2 separate regions of the Homo sapiens genome follow, and region 1 is linked to region 2. A link is a loop called in an ENCODE intact Hi-C map of the cell type or tissue named here. Cell type or tissue: B cell. All regions are shown on one strand. Each heading gives the region's core, and the rest is flanking DNA. Links, peaks and the distances in the headings are about the cores only.

The links. Hi-C counts contacts between places; a loop is a spot of excess contacts. Peaks named below come from ENCODE experiments on the same cell type or tissue, not always from the same donor. Only the 100,000 strongest peaks of a DNase experiment are listed, where the experiment ranks them.
Region 1: a loop joins it to region 2, with 2.2 times the contacts of the local background. A loop is called at or near these places in 1 of 110 quality-filtered maps.

The regions. Positions count from the first base shown.
Region 1 is chr6:41,721,245-41,726,622 of GRCh38, reverse strand. The region is part of intron 1 of TFEB (transcription factor EB); the gene reads left to right. Among named protein-coding and RNA genes, the nearest start is that of MIR10398, 9.7 kb to the left of the region's middle. RefSeq lists enhancers at 2,176-2,315, 2,646-2,735, 2,977-3,519. In B cell, for the core only: no CTCF peak of the experiment used is centred there; DNase peaks (open chromatin) are centred at 2,252 and 2,982; H3K4me3 peaks cover 3,490 bases; H3K27ac peaks cover 5,000 bases.
Region 2 is chr6:42,019,269-42,024,646 of GRCh38, reverse strand. It overlaps LOC105375059 (a long non-coding RNA gene), which reads right to left. Exons shown (of 5, transcript XR_001744119.2): 5 at 2,407-2,523. It also overlaps a transcript of CCND3 not described here. Among named protein-coding and RNA genes, the nearest start is that of TAF8, 29 kb to the left of the region's middle. In B cell, for the core only: a CTCF peak has its summit at 1,994; DNase peaks (open chromatin) are centred at 194 and 1,996; H3K4me3 peaks cover 1,608 bases; H3K27ac peaks cover 4,694 bases.

The sequences.
Region 1 (5,378 bases), core at 141-5,140, 300 kb after region 2:
CTAAAAATACAAAAATTATCCAGGTGTTGTGGCACGCACCTGTAATTCCAGCTTGGGAGGCTAAGGCAGGAGAATCGCTTGAACCTGGGAGGTGGAGGTTGCAGTGAGCCAAGATCGTATCAATGCACTCCAGCCTGGGTGACAGAGCAAGACTCCATCTAAAGAAAAAAAAAAGTGAACCCCTAGGCAACCATCACCCAGGTGAATAAACAACAGAATGTAGCTTGTACGCCAAAATCAACTCATGTGCCCTCCACCCCCAGAGGTAATCACTATCCTGACTGTACGATAATCAGCTCCTTGCCTCTTTTATTATGTAACCACCTATGTCTGCATCCCTTAGCTGAGTTTAGTTTTGCCTGACTCTGAATTTAATACAGATGGAATGGCGCTGGACATGTTCTTTTACGTCAGGCTTTTCCCACCCAACAGTGTATTTGTGAGAGTCACTTATGTTGTGTATAGCCGTAGTCTGTTAATTTTCTTTCTTTTCTTTTTATTATTTATTTATTTTTGAGATGGAGTCTGCTCTGTTGCCCAGGCTGGAGTGCAGTGGCGCGATCTCAGCTCACTGCAACCTCCACCTCCCCAGCTCAAGCGATTCTCCTACCTCGGCCTCCCAAAGTGCCAGGATTGCAGGCGTGAGCCGCCGGGCCTGGCCTTTAATGTATATTTCAACTTCAGTAAATATTTTATTAAGTGGTTGTACTACTTTACTCCTTGCTAGTGGCCCACAGAGTTCCTGTTGCTCCTTAGCCTTATCAACACTTGGTCTTGTTAGTTTAATTTCTGCCATGATGGTGAGTGTGTAACATGTCTCATCCTGGTGTATTGCATTTTCATTCTCATTTTAAAAATATATAATTTTGGGGTATGTTTGCTGACATCTATAATATATTCATGCATCGGGGTATATATAAGCAATTTACAAGGAAAGAAGCATATATTGAGAGTGCTCAAAAGTTTTTACTGATAGGAATATATGATCAAAACGGTTGAAAGATCAGGGTAATATTGAATGCCAGGAAGGGGGTTGGCATGTAGCTTGGGAGTTGGAAGGTGATATTGGTCTTGTGGGGAGACCCCCTAAGTGGCAGTGCCTGCTGGGGCTAAGAAGCCTCTTCCCAGAGGGTACTGAACCACAGAGTACCCATCACCCTTCAGGCCCTCTTGCCTAGCACATCTGGTGGGGGAGAGGGGGAGACTCTCAGGCTAGAGCCCTCAGCAGGTGTACCGTTCAATTTGGAATTGGCAGGTGCCCATCTTTTAGGTGCTTCTAGGGCAGTAGTTCTCCACTAGGGGTGATTTTGTCCCCCTAGGGGACATTTGCCAATGTCTGATGATATTGGCCAGGGATACCACTAAACATCTTAAAATGCACAGGACAGCCCCTGTAACTAATTACCTGGCCCTGAGTGTCTGGTGTTGAGGTTGAGAAACTCTGATCTAGGAAAAGAGCCAGGAAACAGATTTGCCATAAACTTGCTGCATGGCCTCGAGGAAGTCACTTAAGTGATTTGAGCCTCAGCCTCCTTGGAATCTGAAAAACGGATAGCAAGCGTTGCTGCCCTTCCCCTTCATGGGGCTCTTGTCAGGATGGGGGAGATGGTGAATGTGCAGGCATTTTGGGGGAGGCGTCCCTGCAAAGGGGCCTTGTGGCTGTTGCGTTCCAGTAGAGCCAGGCCTTTTCAGCACTGGCCCTTCTTCCTTGACTGTGTTCCCTGTCCACCAAGCTGGAGGCATCAGGTGACCGCTGTGAACCTCAGTCCTGGTTCGTGCTGCTGCAGGGGCTGTGAGGCGCTTCCCCCACAGTCCCTGCGGGCCCCAGCCTTTTGATGAGGGCTGCAGAAATGAGGGGTTCTCTGGGAGCCTTGGGGCCCAGGACAAAAACATTTCCAACTTTGTCCTTAGCTGGATGGGAGTCCAAGGTTGTGGGGGTGATAAGAGGTATTTATCATGTTCCTTATCTGAGGCCCCATTGCAGGTCTCGGGCGGCAAGGGGCGGGAGCCAGAGGTCCTCCCTGGGGGCTCTGCACACCCAGGCCTGGCTCCTACTCATCCTTTGTGTCCTTCCAGAATTTGCCAGCCCAGGGAGGCCCAGGGTTGGACCAGAGTCTGGGTCCATCCTCCCTGGGCCTCTCTGGCCTCACTGTTCTGGGCTTCCCTCACATTGCTGGCATCTCCTGCCTTCTCCAGGAGCCACGGCCTGCCTCATCTCCTCTCTGCTGCCCGCTTCCTTCCTGAAACCTGCACTCACGAAAGGGCCCAGTAAACTCATCCACCCTGAGACGCAGACGACCGATAATAGCTTAACCTTTCTTAATACAGGGTATTTGCTTATCAACGATGGGAATCCCTTGGCCACCAGAAAGAAGCACTAAGTGAAATCTCTGCCCAGTCTCTTTGGCAGGCTGCTAAAAAAGTGCTGGGGGGCTGAGGAACCACTGAACTTGCATGTGTATCAAGAACAGTTTCTGCACAAGTGAAAAGTGTGCGGTGGTGTGGATCTTCCCGGAGCTGCCCAGGGCTCTGCTTGATCTCAGGCTCCATTTCAAGGTGGGCTGTAGTACGGCCTCGACCTGGGTGTCTGGAGGCCCTGGGAAGGCCCAAGGCCAAGACTGCAGGTGTATGGCCAGTCAGGAAGATGGTGAGCTGTGGGGCTTCTGGCTAGAAGGACACATGTCTCTAGGAAGCGGGGCTGGGGTTAGGGTTAGGCCCACCCTGGACCTGGTGGGATTGGGACTCTGGCGAAATTCTTGCTGCTCTGTGTCTCTCCATCTGCCTAGGGCCCTCTGAGGTCAGGCTGGGGTCAGGGCGGCCATGAGAGGCCTCCTGTGGGAGGACCAAGGAGCGCTGTGGGCGCCTGGAGCCGGGCGGGTGAGATTGAAGCAGTCTGTGTTGGGTAGGCTGCGGTGTGGGACTGTGCCGTCGGGGCGCAGTTCCCTCTGTGCTGTGAGTAATCCTCGGCCGCATTTGCAGCTCCCAGGGGATTGTGCAACTTCCTCTCCAGCTGAGGTGCAGGGGGCTGGGTGAGAAACAGCAGCCGCCGGGGAAATGAGGAAACTGAGCCCGGCCCTGGGGCTGGGGTGCGGCCCTGGGCTCCGGCCCCTGGAGGAGCTGAGCATTCCAGGGGCCTCCTTCCAGGGGGCTGCCCTCTCGAAGGTATGAGAGCACACGCGTGCATGTGTGTGAGTGTGTGCATGTGTGTGAGCATGTGTGTGAATGTGTGTCCATGTGTGTTAGCCTGTGTGCATCTGTGTGAGTGTATGTGCATGCGTGTGGTGTCTTTGGGGAGGTGGGTGGGTAGGGATGAGGCCCCTCAGGCTGCACTGGCATTGGGATGTCTTTGGGGAGGGGTGGGGGTCTCTGAGCATGGCCAAGGCTGGGGTGAGGGAAAGAATGGGGAAGAAGGTGGCCAAGCTCTGGAGTGCAGGTTGGACAGCGTGGGAAATCAGGAGTCAGCCAGAGTTGTGCTTCAGTTTCCTCATCTCTCCAGGCTTATTTCAAGGGTCGAGTGAGAAGGTCATGGGCAGGATGGGCTTAGCATGTCACTGGCCAGGCCACAGTGAATACCCATTTACATTAGGGGCTGGGAGCATATGCTCTACATCCACCTGCTTGAATCCTGGCCCTGTCGTTTTGCAGTTTCATGATGCTGGCAAGTTATCCTCCTCTGCTTCCTCATCTGTAACATGGAGATGACAGTTATAGTGCCCACCTTGTGAGTTCTGAAGAGTAAAAGACTTTACTCACATAAAGTGCTCAGAATAGAGCCAGCCTCCCACTAAGTGCCTGCACAGGTTAACACTTCACCAGGACATAGCATGTTTGTGTGCAGATGGCAAAAAACTGCCCAGGGCTCCTGACGATCATTTTTGATGGTGGAAGTTTGAGCTGGAACTGAGATTGATAGTAAGAGCTCATGTTTACCTGGCCTTATTCCATGTCAGGTACTGTGCCCAGTGATTCATCTGTACCAGCCCCTTCACCCTCAGTCACCCCATGAGGGGGATGCTGCTATCATTCCCATTTTGCAGATGGGGACATGTAGGCCCAGGGGCTAGAGTGACTTGCTCCAGGGCAGCTATATCAGTGAGGGAGAATGGCAGAATGGTCCACTCAGCCCACAGGTGGGCCCCTCACCCACACCCCTGCCCCTTTTCTGGGTTCCAATAGAAGTATGGGAGAGGAGGAGGATGGAGGGTCTGCTGGGAGGGGTGTGAGGGCTGGCCTTGCAGCCTGTGGGCTCTGGCCAGGGAGCCCTTTCTTTTCTCTGTGCCATCCCCAATTAAGTAATCAAAGTAACCCACAGCTATAAAGAGTTAAATTAATATAGCGAATGGAGCCAGGTGCGGTGGCTCACGCCTGTAATCCCAGCACTTTGGGAGGCCGAGGTGGGCGGGTCCCCTGAGGTCAGGAGTTTGAGACCAGCCTGGCCAACATGGTGAAACCCCGTCCCTACTAAAATACAAAAAATTAGCTGGGCATGGTGGCATGTGCCTGTAATCCCAGCTACTTGGGTGGCTGAAGCAGGAGAATCGCTTGAACCCAGGAGGCGAAGGGGTTCAATGAGCCTACATTGCACCACTGCACTCCAGCCTGAACGACGGAGGGAGACTCTGCCTTAATAATAATAATAATAATATAAGGAATGGTTTATTAGTAGTTGGAGTTGGAAGAGACTTCCTAGGAGAGTGAGCTCCCTGCCAGGGTGTAGTCTTGAGAGAGCAGTTGAAGGCCACTCATCTGTGGGCATGAGGGTGCAGTGGTTCTGAATCTGGCTTCAGATTCACACAGGCCTGGTTTTCAGCTCTGTCTGAGCCAGTTACTGTTTGGCCTCAGGCCTCAGTTTCACCACATTTAAAATGGGGGTGATAGCAGTTCCTATCTCCTAGGGTGATGGTGAGGATGAAATAAGACACCATAGTAAAATGCTTAGCACAGGTCTGGCCTGGAGTAAGTGTCTGACAGATGGATGCCATTATTAGGCGCCTGTTGTAGAGAGGGCCACGCGCCAGGCAGATAGTTGGGCTGCACAGATACTTTTGGAGGGAGGTTTTTCAAATTGTGGATCAGGGCCACTAATTGGACCCTAATTCAGCCATGAAATCAGTTTGGTGGGTCTCCATGAATTTTTTTTTAATGAAAAAGAAGAGACTAGAAAATATTCAAGTGTATTGCTCAGTATCAGTAAGCATTGTTGTGTAGAACATGTTTCGTGTGTGTGTGTGTGTGTGTGTGTGTGTGTGTATGTGTGCCTAGTGTCAAATAAAGTATATTTTTCTGTGAGCCATGGTCCAAAACTTTGGTGCCACTGCATTAGAGATTCTGTCCCTCCTGTGCCATGTTTATAGAGCACCTACTGAATATAAGGCGCA
Region 2 (5,378 bases), core at 62-5,061:
GCCTGCCCTGCTTGCCTGGACTTCTGAGTGGCCCCAGCCTCGCAATGTCACTTCATGCTTTCCTGCTACTGAACAGTGCCAGTGGCATGGCTAAGGAGAGGGACCCTCCTCATCACTGAGGGTGGACTGAGATCCTCACAAGATGCAGGTTCTCCTTCCATGTCACTGGAGGCGCATAAACCCCTCTGCCTCTTCCACACACCAGCTGTGTTATCAGGGTGAATTATTATTATTTTTTTTTTTTGAGACTGAGTCTTGCTCTGTCACCCAGGCTGCAATGCAGTGGCGTGATCTCCGCTCACTACAAGCTCCGCCTCCTGGGTTCATGCCATTCTCCTGCCTTAGCCTCCCAAGTAGCTGAGACTACAGGTGCCCGCCAACATGCCTGGCTAATTTTTTGTATATTTAGTAGGGACGGGATTTCACCATGTTAGCCAGGATGGTCTCCATCTCCTGACCTCGTGATCCACCTGCCTCGGCCTCCCAAAGTGCTGGGATTACAGGTGTGAGCCACCGCACCCAGCCATGGGGTGCATTCTTAACCTCTCTGTGCCTCAGTGCCCTTATCTGTAAGTTGGAGATAATAATAGTATCCACCTTACAGGGCTATTAGGAGGATTACATGAGTTGTTAGGAGGCTTTATGCACGTACAGCACTCAGAACAGTGCCTGGCCCTAATAAGTGTATGTATTAGGCTGTTATTGTGACACAGGTGTTTGCCTGATGTAAACACTGGCAAAACTTTTAGGCCCCAATGCTAGTATATCAACCTAGGGATATCTAAGCCAAATAAAATAATAAAACCTTCAGAGTCAGTCTTAACGTACAGATTCCCCCATTGTACAGTTAAGATGGTCAGTGACAGGGTCAGGACCCTGCTTGCATCCTGTATTTTTTGCTTTTAGTGTTGGATTTTGTACTTAGTGTTTAATAGATGATAGATGGCGGATGGATGAGTAGATACAGACTGGCATTCACAGGTACCCAAAGGATACGGCTACCCTAGTTATTATAATATTTAAATACTACCAGTTCTCGCTATTCTCACCAGTTATATTCTGTACAGTCACCACGAACACCAAACTGGTGAACACTGGCCCATTGCTCCTAGGGGAAATACAGGGTTAGGTTTCTGTGAGCCACTGGTCACAAGACTTTCATCAACTAATCAATACATAACTTTGTTTTCTGTGTGTTTCTGTTTGAAGACACCTTATTGAATATATAGTTAACTCATTAACATTGAACTCATGCCCCACAGCACGATACTTCATGCCCAAACAAACCTGATCTAATGTATTTTCTCTGTAAGGCGCATACAGTCATCTTGTACTTAGAAACATTCGCCAGCACGTCAGCCCTAGGCTCGGGGGCCATTTCAAACAGCGAAATCAACAAAAAACCCAGCAATGCAGAAAAGGTGGCACTAAGTAGACTGTGACAAGGACACTTGTTTACATTACGAGAGCTGAAACAGGCAGAGCACTGCCCTGTCCCACCTCAGCCAGGAACATGCATGTTGGGTGACTCAAATTTTTCATGGCTTTGCGCATGTCTGTGAAAGATGACAAAGCACCTCAAGTATTGATTTCGGGGTCACAAATTTTAGCAAGGAGGCAAATTCACAAATACAGACTCCATGAATAATGGGGATTGGCTGTACCCGTACATGGTCCCCCTCTTAGTCCTATCCCCACAAGATGCAGCCATCTGCATATCTACTGCCTGGCCCAGCATGGGGCCTCCAGCACCCCGAGCCAGCTCTTAGGCCAGCGCCATCCCACTTGTTGACTCTCCCATCTCTCTCCTGGTGGTATAAATGTTGCTGCCCTGGCTGCACTGGCGGAGGGGTGAGGAAGCCCTGCCCTGCCACCTTTCCCCTTACGCTACTTCCCCACTGCACATGGGGCCTCCCTTGCGAGCCAGACCCACGCATGTGTAAAGGAAGGCGGGATGACACACAAGCAGAGGCCACCTGTGACTGCTCCAGGCCAAGTGCTGCATCAACACCTGGGGAAGACCCCCTGGCGGTTGGGGGGAGCCTGTTTTGACCTGATCTTTATTTACCCCTCAAAGGAAGTAAATAAATAGCTCTTTGTTTCTCTTTGTGGATGTGCCTGTACCACACTGGATGTGCCCGCTGCACACCGTTAAAAACCATGACCCAGCCCCAGAGGAAGTGGTAATACAACGATTGTTTGTTTTATTTTCCATTTATTCTTACATCTCCTCCCCGCCTCCATCCTCCACCCTTTTTGTGTGTGCTGAGAGGTTTTCTTTACCAACCTGGGATCCAATCATTTGTTCATTCATTTCTTCATTCACTCATTCCAGTGTGTACTGAACCATCATAGTGCTAGATACTGGTAAATATGAAAGACATTATAGGAGAAAGTGAGGGTGCTTTGGCCTGTGGATTCAGGCCAACTTGGATTCGGATCCTTGGAACTGTTTCCTGGCAAGATGATCGTGGATCTCTCCCAGCAGAATCATGGGCAAACTTCAGCCTTGTGGAACTCAATCTGAAAATTGAGATCATACTGTCTCATCTCACACGACTGTTTCAAGGATTAAAGACAGAGCAGTGATTTCCCCATGGTCAGCACTTAATATGTGATGCTTGCTTCCTTTAAGCTAGCAAGGTGGTAACAAAGCTTGGAATTTCTTCTCCGTCTCTCTTCCCTGTGGCTGCCAGCCTCCTTCAGCCCTTTATGGGCACCCACCTGGATTACTGTACATTTCTAAAGCTCAGAGACTGTTAGAGGCTTCCCAAGGCCTGCAAAATCAAATTCACCTTCTGTTGGTGTTCTGTTCTCCTAGGATCTGGGCTCAACTCACCTTTCCAGGCCTTTACCCACAGTGAATCTTTATAACCCTCTCCCTGCTAGCTAGATCTAATAGATCCTGGGGTGTTCCTGCTTCCATTGCTTTGTGCACACTGTCCCCCTTCCTGGAATGCCCTTTATCCTCCTCTCTCCATCCAAACTTGACCAGTCTTCAAAGCCCAGTTTAAATCCACCCAGTTCCTCCTCCCACATACCCTGCCTCCTGGGTGGTGTTTCCTAGTGTGTATTATGTGTGGATAACAACACCTATTATTGTCCTTACTAGACTAGGAGCTCTTTGAGGACAGGCTCTGTGTCTCATTGGTTTCCACCCTTCTCTCATTCATTCAGCACATGTGAAGGATGACTGCTCTGTGCCTTTGGGCCCGTCCGTGTTTCTCCAGCAGTGCCCATCACTCTGTAGGATATTCTCTTAGGAAAAGTTGGTCCAACAAATGAGTGAGGGGAAACAGAACAGAAGGTGGCAAATACTAGTCCCCCTTATTCACAGATCCCTAGTGGATGCCTGGAACAGCGGATAGTACCAGACTCTCTGTATATTATGTTTCTTCCTATACATACATACCAATGATAAAGTTTAATGTATAAATTACGTACAGTAAGAGATTAACCACAATGACTAATAATAAAACAGAACAGTTATATATTGTAATAAAAGTTGTGTGAATGTGGTCTGTTTCTCTCTCTCTCTCAAAATATCTTTTTGTACTGCACGATGGGTAACTAAAACCAAAGATAGTGAAACTGAGGCTGGGCACGGTGGCTCACGCCTATAATCCCAGCACTTTGGGAAGCCGAGGCACGCGGATCACCTGAGGTCAAGAGTTTGAGGCCAGCCTGGCCAACATGGAGAAACCCTGTCTCTACTAAAAACACAAAAATTAGCCGGGCATGGTGGCACGTGCCTGTAATCCCAGCTACTCGGGAGGCTGAGTCGGGAGAATTACTTGAACCCAGAAGGCAGAGGTTGCGGTGAGCTGAGATCATGCCATTGCGCTCCAGCCTGGGCAATAAGAGCGAAACTCCGTCTCAATAAATAAATAAATAAAGTGAAACTGGATAAAGGGGGTGACTGCTCATGAAGTCTTGGAGTGCAGGCTCTCTGTGCTGTGGGAATTCTGAGAGAAGGGGAGTAGGGGAGGCTACGGGTGAGGGGAAGGCTTCCCGGAGAGCCGAGTGGTCTTTAGAGGTTAACTGGTAGAGTTTGGAGGGCTGGGATGCAAGGCAAGGGCAGGGTGGGAGCCATGACCATCCTGGCAAGGCCAGGGATTCTTGCTTCAGCCCCTCACCATCATCCCAAGTGTCTAGATCTGGGGAGGGCATGTGGATGAAGGCTGGAACCATACAGAGTCCTTCCGGGGACCTGATCAACACAGTGGAGCAAGGGAGGACAGAGAGAGAGCCAAGAACCTTCTGCATGTTGGGTCAGTTGCAGGCGCCAAGAAGGGCTAGGGAAACGTGCATTCATTTATTAAGACTTTGTTCTTAAGGTTTTTCTTTTTTCTTTTCTTTTTTTTTGAGACAGAGTCTCGCTCTGCCGCCCAGGCTGGAGTGCAGTGGCACGATCTCTGCTCACTGCAAGCTCCACCTCCTCCTGGGTTCGTGCCATTCTCCTGCCTCAGCCTCCTGAGTAGCTGGGACTACGGGCGCCGGCCACCATGCTCGGCTAATTTTTTTGCATTTTTAGTAGAGACGGGATTTCACCTTGTTAGCCAGGATGGTCTCGATCTCCTGACCTTGTGATCCGCCCGCCTCGGCCTCCCAAAGTGCTGGGATTACAGGCGTGAGCCACCGCTCCCGGCAAGGTTTTTAAAAAAATTATAAGATGATTATTTTTAGGAATTTGGACAATATGGAAAATAGGAAAAAGTTAGAAAAATCACCCATAGTTCTTATCACCCAAAGACAGCCCTGGTTTACATTTTGTGATTTCCTTCTAGTCTTACATCTTTATTAATTTAAAAATTGTTAATTTTTAGATTTAACTTTTAAACTAAATAGTAAAAATTGTAATTATAAATATAAAACAAACTTCCTTATTGTAAAAACACATTACAAATAGGAAGAAAATAAAAGTTTAAATTCCGCCCCAATCATTAAGTCCTATCCCTCAGGGAAAATCAGTGTTAAGGGTTACTAGATGTCCTTCTGAACCTTTTTTTCTGTGCCTACAAACTCACTGATAGTTTCATTCTTTTAAAATAGGATCATAGAATACTGTTCACATGCAATCATTTCTCCTTTTACAAAGTTAGGACCATTTTGCATGCCTGGTGTTATATTTCCTTTCCTTTTTTTTTTTTTTTTTTTTGAGACAGAGTCTCGCTCTGTCACCCAGGCTGGAGTGCAGTGGTGCGATCTCAGCTCACTGCAACCTCCATCTCCCGGGTTCAAGCAATTCTCCTGCCTCAGCCTCCCAAGTAGCTGGGACTACAGGTGCACACCACCACACCCGGCTAATTTTTTGTATTTTTAGTAGAGACAGGGTTTCACCTTGTTGGTCAGGCTGGTCTCGAACTCCTCACCTCAAG